Linked DNA regions of Homo sapiens: region 2 is linked to region 1. A link is a loop called in an ENCODE intact Hi-C map of the cell type or tissue named here. Cell type or tissue: ascending aorta. All regions are shown on one strand. Links, peaks and the distances in the headings refer to the core of each region. The heading gives the core; the rest is flanking DNA.

The links. Peaks named below come from ENCODE experiments on the same cell type or tissue, not always from the same donor. Only the 100,000 strongest peaks of a DNase experiment are listed, where the experiment ranks them.
Region 2: it touches region 1 in a loop (9-fold over the local background); 43 of 110 quality-filtered maps call a loop at or near these places.

What each region holds. Positions count from the first base shown.
Region 1 is chr3:124,926,075-124,931,456 of GRCh38, forward strand. It overlaps MUC13 (mucin 13, cell surface associated), which reads right to left. Exons shown (of 12, transcript NM_033049.4): 2 at 1,458-1,919. Among named protein-coding and RNA genes, the nearest start is that of MUC13, 6.0 kb to the right of the region's middle. In ascending aorta, for the core only: a CTCF peak has its summit at 2,736 (motif pointing right); a DNase peak (open chromatin) is centred at 2,727.
Region 2 is chr3:125,582,912-125,588,293 of GRCh38, forward strand. It overlaps OSBPL11 (oxysterol binding protein like 11), which reads right to left. Exons shown (of 13, transcript NM_022776.5): 2 at 1-67. Among named protein-coding and RNA genes, the nearest start is that of OSBPL11, 9.9 kb to the right of the region's middle. In ascending aorta, for the core only: a CTCF peak has its summit at 2,920 (motif pointing left); a DNase peak (open chromatin) is centred at 2,890.

The sequences.
Region 1 (5,382 bases), core at 52-5,051:
CCTTGCAAAGATGACTTGGGAAATCTTAAGGAAGAATGTGTCTCCTTCTGGAGACACCAGACAAACAACTCTGAGGTGCTTTCTCTTCAGCAACGAAGGACAGACTCATTAACTTGTTTCATGGCCAGGAATTGATTAAGTCACAGGATGTTACAGCCAGAAGAGATTTGGGGGGCTTTTTAGTTCAGTCTCGCCTTATTGCAGATCACTAAGTTGAAGCCAAGAGAGAAATGACTTGCCCCATGCCCCACAGTTTGTTCATGGTAGGGCCAGAACACAGGAAGATGGCCTGACTCTGAGGGAACACCTGGCGAAGCAGAAATGGCTTAGAAAACCTCTCTTTCCTGATCCCAGGACAGCTGTGTCCCATTGGATCCCGCCTTCAGAGTGGCCCCTCCAAACATGAAAGATTGGGGAAAGAGGTCTTAGATACAGCCTCTGGGGTCTACTTGCTTAACCATCTATTTCTTAAATCTATCAAAGAACATTGAGGAAGCTACCAGAAGTTAAGGGTAGGGAGACATCCACTTGATCTTTGACCCTGGGTGAGTCATGGCCCTCACTGGGTCCCAGATTTCCCATCTGAGAATGATAGGATTTATCTAGATTCTTTAGGCTCTAAAGTGTGACGATTCTTCTAGATCAAGGGCTGGCAAACTATGGTTCACGAGTCATATCTGACCAACCTTTTGTTTGTTAACTGTGGCTGCTTTCATGTTAAAATAGTAGAGTGCAGGAGTTACAACAGAGACCCCACATGGCCCACAAGGCCATTTAGCCTTTACTGATAAACGTAGTTGATTTCTGTTATAGGCTGAGCTTGGGGAAGTGAAGCAAATGGTTCCTGTTTCATTAACTTCTGCTTGAGGTCACTTGTCATCTCTTAGTGTTCCCAAAGCATCTGTCCTTTGGACAATGGCCCTGGTTATGCCTAGGATTGTTTGAACACTGCTGTTGTTTTGCTTTCTACCCCTCAGTCTCAAATTCTATGACTTGGCTCAAGTTCCACATTGTGATCAGCCACCATCTTACAAGGGTAGAACTGACTTCTTCCTTAGGTAGACCAGAGAGCTAGACCAGTGGTGCTGGACAGTCTGTGCTTATTTGGACCTGGTCTTCTCAGAGCAGCTGAAACTATTTCTAAAAATCCCCTAGGGAGAGGAAAGCTATAGAGCTACCTTTCACAAAGCCCAAGTTCATTAAAAAAAATACTGCACAGCTAGCAAATAACTTGAGGTAGGATGGGAGGGAAGGAAAGGAGAACAGAAGGAAACTGAGGATTTTAGGGCCTCTGCTGTCACTACATTGTGACACAGATTTCAAGCCCACAGTTCATTTCCAAAGAAACCTTGGGCCTCTTTAGACCCATTTTCCTACCCCACCAGAACATACCCACCTCCCTCCCTCCACAATTGTACTCTCCATCCTTGGGGAGTCTTTGAGGGAATTGTCCTTACCTGTGCTGTTTAGGGTGCTGGTCTCCAATAAAGCGGTGCCAGTGGGAGGCCCTGATGATTGATTGTCTTCTGTGGTGGGGGACATTTCATTGTTACTTTGTGTTTCAGAAGGAACCATTGTGATTAATCCATCATTTGGAGATGAAGCGGTGATTATGTCAGAGGTAGCTAATGAATTTACATTTGTGGTTGACTCACTGTCTGCAGCAGTAGGTATAGGAATTGTGGAGGAACTATGTGTACTAATTATGGGGGGAGCAGGTGTAGGAATTGTGGAGGAACTATGTGTACTAATTATGGGGGGAGCAGGTGAAGTAGCTGTTGGGAAAGAAGGTGTATTTGCTGTGGTGCTAGCAGTTTCAGGGAAATTAGTTTCAGTGGTATCAGCTGCAGCTACTGTAGGACCACTAGTCGCAGTTTCTGTGGTTGTTACAGCATCAGCTGAGTTGCCTTGGTTGGTGGCTGGAGGAACAAAGATACCAAGTTTGAGGAGACAGTACATTGAATAACTAATGGCAGTTACTTAATACTAAATCATATCCAACTCATTCTTTTTTTTTTTTTTTTAGAGGTAGGGTTTCCCCAAGTTGCCTAGATTGGTCATAAACCCCTGGGCTCAAGCAGTCCACCCTCCTTGGCCTCCCAAAGTGCTGAGATTATAGGTATGAAGTGCCATGCCCAGCCTCAACTCATTCTTTTCTGGAAAAATGAAAATATATGACTACATTAAAAATTAAAATACATGGTTATTTCTAAACACAAAAAACCCACAATAAATAACATTAAAAATTAAACAGACAAAACTGGAAAAAATGTTATTGAAAAATGTGACAAATAAAGAGTTAATGTTTATTTATTTATTTTAGGAATAAGGTCTTGCTCTGCCACCCAGGCTGGAGTGCAGTAGTGTGATCATAGTTCACTGCAGCCTTGAGCTCCTAGGCTCAAGCAATCCTCCCACCTCAGCCTCCCAAATAGCTAGGACTACAGTTGTAACACCTCCATGGCTGGCTAATTTTTTTGTGTGTTTTAGAGATGAGGGTCTCACTATGCTGGCTAGGCTGGTCTCTTAACTCCTGGCCTCAAATGATCCTCCTGCCTCAGCCTCCCAAAGTGCTGGGATTGCAGATGTGACCCACCAGTCCCGCAGAAGAGTTAATGTTTTTTAAGTTGAATACTAAGAAGTAATATTATTTATGCCTGTAGTCACGTAACTGTAGATCAGGGTTTAATATACTTCAGACCATTCTCAGTGAGGACAATTGAGAATGCCACAAGGTGGCGCAGTGACTACCCAGAAATGGACTACTTTTGTCTTTCTGCACTTTAAGGCAACTGTCCCATTTTTTCATTACCTTGATAGATTGAGGGAGGGAAAGGTTAGGGTTGGGTAATTTAAAGAATAATAAAATAAAAATACCTCATTAAGTGCTTATTATACTTCTTCCAAAATTTTATTCTAGTAGTGTTTTCCCATTCACAATTCTAGATACATTGACTAAGAGTAAGATGAATAAGTGATCTTTGCCCTCTGAGCTATGATGGATATCAAAGTCGCATTTTCACAACTTTTAGGAACCCCTGGACACATGGAGTAGTAAACTCTAGGGATCCAGTGATCCATTTTCTTCCCCCACTCTTTTATTTTATTTTTTTTTTTTAGAGACATGGTCTTGTTCTGTCACACATGCTGGAGTGCAGTGGTGCCATAATAGCTCACTGCAGCGCTGAAACTCCTGGGCTCAAGTGATCCTCCCACCTTGGCCGCCCAAGTGTTAGGATAACAGGTGTAAGCCACCTTGCCTGGCCCAGTGATAAGTTTTCTAGAACTTTTCCTTGTCTCTAAGAACTCTGACCTTGACAATAGGTTAAAAAAATTATTGAAAGAAAAAGGTTTAGTGAGGAAGCAATTTCTAAACCTTAGGGTGCAGAGAACTGCAGAATATGCTTCCTGATTCCCCGATGGGTCTATGAGCCCCTTGAGGGCAGAGCCTGATTCTTCACCTTGAAGAGGGCTTGGCTAACATAGCCATTCAGAAGTGTTGAAGAGATCAGCAATTGCTCTTCCTAGGTAAGAAATACATCAGCAACTGGCAATGTTGACTGCCAGTCTTCCTATTCCTGCCACTCAGGATAGTTCTCATCTATCAAGCACTGGCCCTGTGCCCGACTGTACCTGTGAAGTAGACATAAGTGCCCACATTTGACAGAAGAGCCCACCAATACTCAGAAGGGTTAAGGAATTTGCCCAGAGGCAAAGCCAGGTCTGTGAGATGACAATGTCCTAACTATCACTTGATTAAAGTTATGGGGAAGGCCATCCATTTAATGAAAAAGCCAAGACCCCCGAGGAACAAACACAAGAAAAGCAAATAGAGAAAATTGGGGATCAGAATGAAAGCGGTGGAAATAGAAGTGACCTCCACGGTGCCCTCTATCATCGGAGTAGCAGTGAGAGTGGCCAGGGGCTGGCTCTCGCTGTGGAAAACTCTGGACAGAAGAAAAGGACTTGGCAGACTGTGGGTGCAAACAACCCCAACCCCACCAGACCCTGAATTTCATGCTTTGGGAATATTCATTCTCGGCCGATGCCAAAGAACCAACATGTTTCTGTAGATGTGCATAAAACAAATTGGGACTTCTTGAGAGGTTTTTGCAGGTCTTTGGAATTATGACAAGGAGTTTTGGACTTGGTGGCTTGTTTATTTTGGTTTTAAATTTCTGTTCACTAGGGAGAATACATTTCAGAATGCTCAATTAGTTTTAATAAATGAGACACATTCCAAGCTGACAGCAATTCATTGCTGTGAATAGCTACGATTTTTTTTTAAACTAAAATACACTTGTGTGTGTCTATGTGTATATATGTGTTTTATCTGAGGGTTGTATAGATTTCAGGGAAGACAGCTTAGAGCTGATATCCCAGGCTTAAATTATCTAGTAAAAATACCCAAGAGGAACTGTAAAATAACCTATTTTGTTCAATCTATAGATAACAGAAATATATGAAGACATCTGTGCAGTAGAAATAACTTTAGTCTTTTTATTTCCTTAGGTCCTAAAGCTTCTAAATAACACAAGGATAGCACAACGTCCACAGAGGTACAAATCATAGGTTTCAATGGGAAAATATATGCCCTGACCTGGTTTCTTTCTGGGGAACACTCCATAATCACCACCCCTGTCCAGGGCACACCTATAACTGCTTTATTCAAAGCTAGCTGAAAGTCACAATCAAACGCCTTTCTCCCAGATCTGAATTCTTCATTATGATGAGATGTTGGTTCCCAAAGGCACTCATCAGATTCTGTGGAATAATGCAGTCCTAGTCTCTCAGAGAAAGCAAAAACAACCTGGGAAGTTTTGCCTGTTAAAGGCTCTTCAAATGTCACTGGCACATTTTTCATTTGTTTCAGTAAATGCTTGTGCGGGGGTTCTTGCAGTCAAGGTGCTATACAAGGCATAGGGGTGAGGAGGAACGTAAAGGTGTACAAGACACACTTCCTGCCCTTGGTTGCTCAGAATCTGAGATGGAACTCATGTTTGAAGTAGTGATTCCTTACACACACCTCCAAAATCCTTAACGTTACATTAAAAAGCAACTTTTTAAAAATTTTCAGGCCAGGAGCGGTGGCTCATGTCTGTAATCCCGGCACTTCGGGAGGCTGAGGTGGGTGGATCATGAGATCAAGAGATTGTGACCATCCTGGCCAACATGATGAAACCCTGTCTCTACTAAAAATACAAAAATTATCTGGGCATGGTGGCACACGCCTGTAGTCCCAACTACTTGGGAGGCTGAGACAGGAGAATTGGTTGAACCCAGGAGGCAGAGGTTGCAGCGAGCCAAGATCGTGACAACTGCACTCCAGCCTGGCAACAGAGCGAGACTCTGTCTCAAAAAAAAAAAAAAGCAACTTTTTAA
Region 2 (5,382 bases), core at 244-5,243, 660 kb after region 1:
GTACTGCCACCCAGTGACAAGGTTGGTATACTTCATTAAATAGCCATACACATTTTCCATGTGATCACTATTTCAAAATGAAAAAGCCAAAGTTAGTAAAAATTAGAAGAAATCCCAGGAGGATAATGGTACAATTTTCAAAATAGCTGCAGATACATATATGCTCTATAAATGCCTCAAATTTTATTGAGAAGTAAAATGTATAGGTCAACAGAGGCATTTAATCTCCCAAATTTCATATCTATAGGACTTCATCAATTTCCTCAAAACAAGTACAATACCTCATAAATTATATATTATTATAAATATTCCAAATGTAAAATCATTATACAAATATAAAATTACATAAACATAAAACAAATATACTATAAGTATTATAAGTGGGATGGCCGGGCACAGTGGCTCGAACCTGTAATCCCAGCACTTTGGGAGGCCAAGGCAGGAGGATCACTTGAGGTCAGGAGTTCAAGACCAGCCTGGTCAACATGGCGAAAACCCATCTCTACTAAAAATACAAAAATTCATCGGGCGTGGTGGTGTGTGCCTGTAGTCCCAGCTACTTGGGAGGCTGAGGCAGGAGAATCACTTGAACCCAGGAGGTGGAGGCTGCAATGAGCTGAGATCTCACCACTGCACTCCAGCCTGGGCAACAGAGTGAGACTCCGTCTCCAAAAAAAAAAAAAAAAAAAAAAAAAAGGGCTGAGTGCAGTGGCTCACACATGTAATCCCAACACTTTGGGAGATCAAGATAGGGGGATCACTTGAGCCCAGGAGTTTGAAACCAGACTGGGCAACATAATGAGACACTGTCTCTCTTTATTAAATACGTAAAATAAATAAATAAGAATAATAAATAAAGCCCACAACTAGAGGAAAGAATTCTTCTGTAGAAATACAGCCACTTGGGTTTCTGCTAGAGTTCTTATACTTCCGGCCCAGGTCGCAATCAAGTTGTTTATTTCAGTTATTTTGAGATACATTGCTTAGAAAAGCAGAGAGCTATATTTTTTGTTTGGCTCCCCTATCTTCCCCAGGCTTCAGGCTTAAGCAGCTCTTTGAGGCCATAGAAAACCCAATGCCCCAGACTCTGTCTCAAAAAAATTCCCTAAAGAGCTCCTCCTCTGTTTTAGGTACTTAGTACACAGCTCAGCTTCCCGAAAAACTTATTCTTGGCCGGGCATGGCAGCTCACGCCTGTAATCCCAGCACTTTTGGAGGCCGGGGCAGGTGGATCACCTAAGGTCAGGAGTTCGAGACCAGCCTGGCCAACATGGTGAAACCCCATCTCAACAAAAAATACAAAAAATTAGCCAGGTGTGGTGGCACGTGCCTGTAATCCCAGCTACTTGTGAGGCTGAGGCAGGAGAATCGCTTGAACCCAGGAGGCAGAGGTTACAGTGAGCCGAGACTGCACCACTGCACTCCAACCCGGGTGGCAGAGTGAGACTCCATCATAAACAAAAACAAAAATAAAAAAACAGAAAAACTTACTCTTTCTCCATTCTGTCCAGTTGCTCCATAATCTGAATATTTGCTTACATTCTGCATCAATCCATAAGAGGTTTGAGGTAGTATACAACCTAAATATTTTCTCAAAGTGCCAAGATATTTCATAATTCGCCATTTTGGGAACTACTCTTTAATCTAGGTTCTCTACACCAAGCTTTCATTACTACATAAATGTCAAGTCATAGCCATTAGCATGTAATAAAAAATATCACAACTGAGTTACAGTTCAATTCCTCTGGCTTTAAGACTGTATGTATTCTTCAAATGTATGTGAACTATGGGGCAAAACCTTCTTAAAACCTTATATATACTTACCTATACCTGAGAAAAACAAAATTTTTATTTCAAAGCAATAAACAAAATACATCATCTTTATTTAGTCACTACTCTCATATTACTGAAGGTACTCCCCATTTTGGTCATATCTAATTATCTATATCACTCATTTAACAGCTCAAGTGACCCTCCTACCTCAGCATCTGAGTAGCTGCAACTACAGGAACGTACAACCATGCCCAGTTAATTTTTAATTATTTTTGTGGGGATGGGGGGGTCTCACTATGTTGCCCAGGCTGCTCTCAAACTCCTGGGCTCAAGCGATCTTTCCACTTTGGCTTCCTAAAGTGTTGGGATTACAGGCATGAGCCACAAATTTTTTAAAGTGTACAATTTCAGTAACATCAATCGCTAAAAAGATCCCACGTGTATCTCTTTTTTTTATTTTTAATTGCGACAGAGTCTCGCTCTTTTGCCTAGGCTGGAGTGCAGTGGTGTGATCTCAGCTCACTGCAACCTTCGCCTCTGGGGCTCATGCGATTTTTCTGCCTCTGCCTGCCAAGTAGCTGGGACTACAGGCACCTGCTACCATGCCCACCTAATTTTTGTATTTTTAGTAGAGATGGAGTTTCGTAAAGATGGGTTGGCCAGGCTGGTCTCAAACTCCTAGCCTCAAGTGATCAGCCTGCCTCAGCCTCCCAAAGTGCTGGGATTATAGGTATGAGCCACTGTACCTGGCTCTAAGTGTATCTTCATATTTCACATCATAGTAATGTTCTGTTTAATTTTCTAATGTTATTAATATTTTGCTGATTCATATATCTAAAGAGTTAGCTTTCTGAAAAAAAAAAAAACAAAACTATAAGGATATTGACATGGTTTATTTGGTAGTAGCATAAAGTTAGTTTCAAAAGAGGCAGAAATTCAAGTAAGTAAACTGCTGGCTTATTTTTATTATATAAAACAGCTGTCTCCAGGTTACAAAGAACCAACTTGAAAACATCCTATTCTTTGGAACAGCTGGTTGCAATGTCCCTCCCTCATTCTTCCCCTTTTCCATGTATCCCAAGAAATAGCCACTATCGAAGGCAACCAGCTGGTGTGGAACAACTGTGCCATCTGGTGGTCAGCATAAAAAGTGCTCTGTGACTGAACATCTGATTCACACTTTCTTTTCTTCTACTGTCTTATAATTGAGTTACTACACAGTATCTCTAACTCTCATGCTTTATTCCTATCTAAAATGTGTGAATTTTCAGGGCCTGGTGTAGTGCCTCATGCCTGTAATCTCAACACTTTGGGAGGCCAAGGTGGGACAATTCCTTGAGTCCAGGAGTTTGAGACCAGCCTGGGCAACATAGGGAGACCCACCCCATCTCTAAAAACAGTAAATAAAATAAAATGTGCAAATTTTTATAGAATATTTTTAATGTGTGTCTGTTAATATTAATAAAATCTAGCTACTGAAGTGGGAACATACCACATATCTGATTATATTATACTATTTTGTGTTCTATAAAATAGAAGTGATGGTCCAAAACAGACTAATACACTAAAAAATAAGCTATGATAAAGTTAATTTCTTCTTCAGTCCTCCAAAAACTTCACTGCTCAAGAAACTGGGTATATTTCTAATCTTTTAAACTTGTTAACATTTAATTGGGATTAGTAGTGGAAGCTGATAGTCTATAAAAATAACTGATTAAACTGTGCTAAGTGGCTTTATTATATTGTGTTTAGTTTGATACTCATTTTCTCTTAAATATCTTAAAAATAACTGCTTCAATTCTTTAATCTCCATTACTATAACATACATATTTCTTTTTTTTTTTTTTGAGATGGAGTCTCGCTCTGTCACCCAGGCTGGAGAGCAGTGGTGCAATCTTGGCTCACTACAACCTCCGCCTGCTGTGTTCAAGTGATTCTCCTGCCTCAGCCTCCCGAGTAGCTGGGAGTACAGGTGCGTGTGTGCCACCATGCCTGGCTACTTTTTCTATTTGTAGTAGAGACGGGGTTTCATCATGTTGGTCAGGCTGGTCTCGAACTCCTGACCTCGTGATCCGCCTGCCTCGGCTTCCCAAAGTGCTGGGATTATAGGCGTGAGCCACCGTGCCCGGCAATATACTTATTTCTCAACCTTTCTTTATCAGACTTAAGATAGATAAAAGTTTTTAAAATTAAGCTACCTTTTAAACAGTTTCAAATCCTTTCAACTCAAAACAATTACTCAATACCTACTAAAGCACAGCACTCTGAAAAACCATTGAAAAGCATAAGAAAATCAAAAAGGCAATAACTAATAACTCTCCATCTCAAATCTATAATCTAATCTAAGAGAAATATATCTCCTTGAAGAAAAAGGCAGTAACATGGGTTCCTGCTACTGGAAAAGACACACAATGGGACTACATTTGCAGCTGCCATACAAATAAAAAAGGCATTAAACAAATACAGAGGATTCAGTAGTGAGTGAGAAGGCTGAAATGACTAGATTTGATGACTGATTAGATGTGAAGTGAGACAGAAAGAATGAAAGTGAGAGAGAAAGGACAAGAGCAACACTCAGATTTCCAGCTGGAACAACTGGGTGGATAACTAATGCCTTCACTGAGATAGGGATCGCAGAGAAATTTTGGATTTGTTCCAACTTAAGATGTTAAATTTAATGAACCTGCAGGACTATACAGGGAGATATCCAGTAAGGCAGCATGATTAGGGCTTGGTAGTCATCAGCATATAAGCATATAACTGGTATTTGAAGTTACAGCAGTAAATAAGGTCACTCAGGAAGTATTACGAAATGGCAAGAGATGGGCAGGGTCTAAGAGAGATCTCTAAGGAAAAGTTTTAAGGGCAAGGGGAATACAGAGAAGAAATCAGGAACAACTGAGTAGTGGGAAGAAAACTAGGAGTATGGAAAGACAGAAACCAGAGAAAGTGTTTCAAGATAAGTCTGTGGTCAAGAATATTCAGTGGGCAGGTGCCTTCACTCACACCTGTAATCCCAGCACTTTGGGAGGATCACTTGAGCCAGGAGTTTGAGACCAGCCTGGGCATCACAGTGAGATCCTGTCTCTACAAAAAAAATTAAAAATTAGCCAGGCAGGGTGGCACACACCTGTAATCCCAGCTACTCAGGACACTGAGATGGGAGGATTGCTTGAGCCCAGGAAGTGGAGGCTGCAGGGAGCTGCAATCGTGCCATTGCACTCCAGCCTGGGAAACAGAGCAAGACTCTGTCTCAGGCCAGGCACAGTGGCTCATGCCTATAATCCCAGCACTTTGGGAGGCTGAGGTGGGTGGATCACTTGAGGTCAGGAGTTCAAAACCAGCCTAGCCAACATGGTAAAACCCTATCTCTACTAAAAATACAAAAATTAGCTGGGCGTGGTGGTGCATGCCTGTAGTCCCAGCTACTTGGGAGGCTGAGGCAGGAGAATTGCTTGAAACTGGGAGGCGGAGGTTTCACTGAGCCAAGATCCTGCCACTGTACTCCAGGCTGGGCGTCAGAGTAAGACCCTGTCTCAAAAAAAAAAAAAAAAAAAAAGAGAAGTTCAGTGCTACTGATAAAGTAAGATATGACAAAGACTGAGAAGAC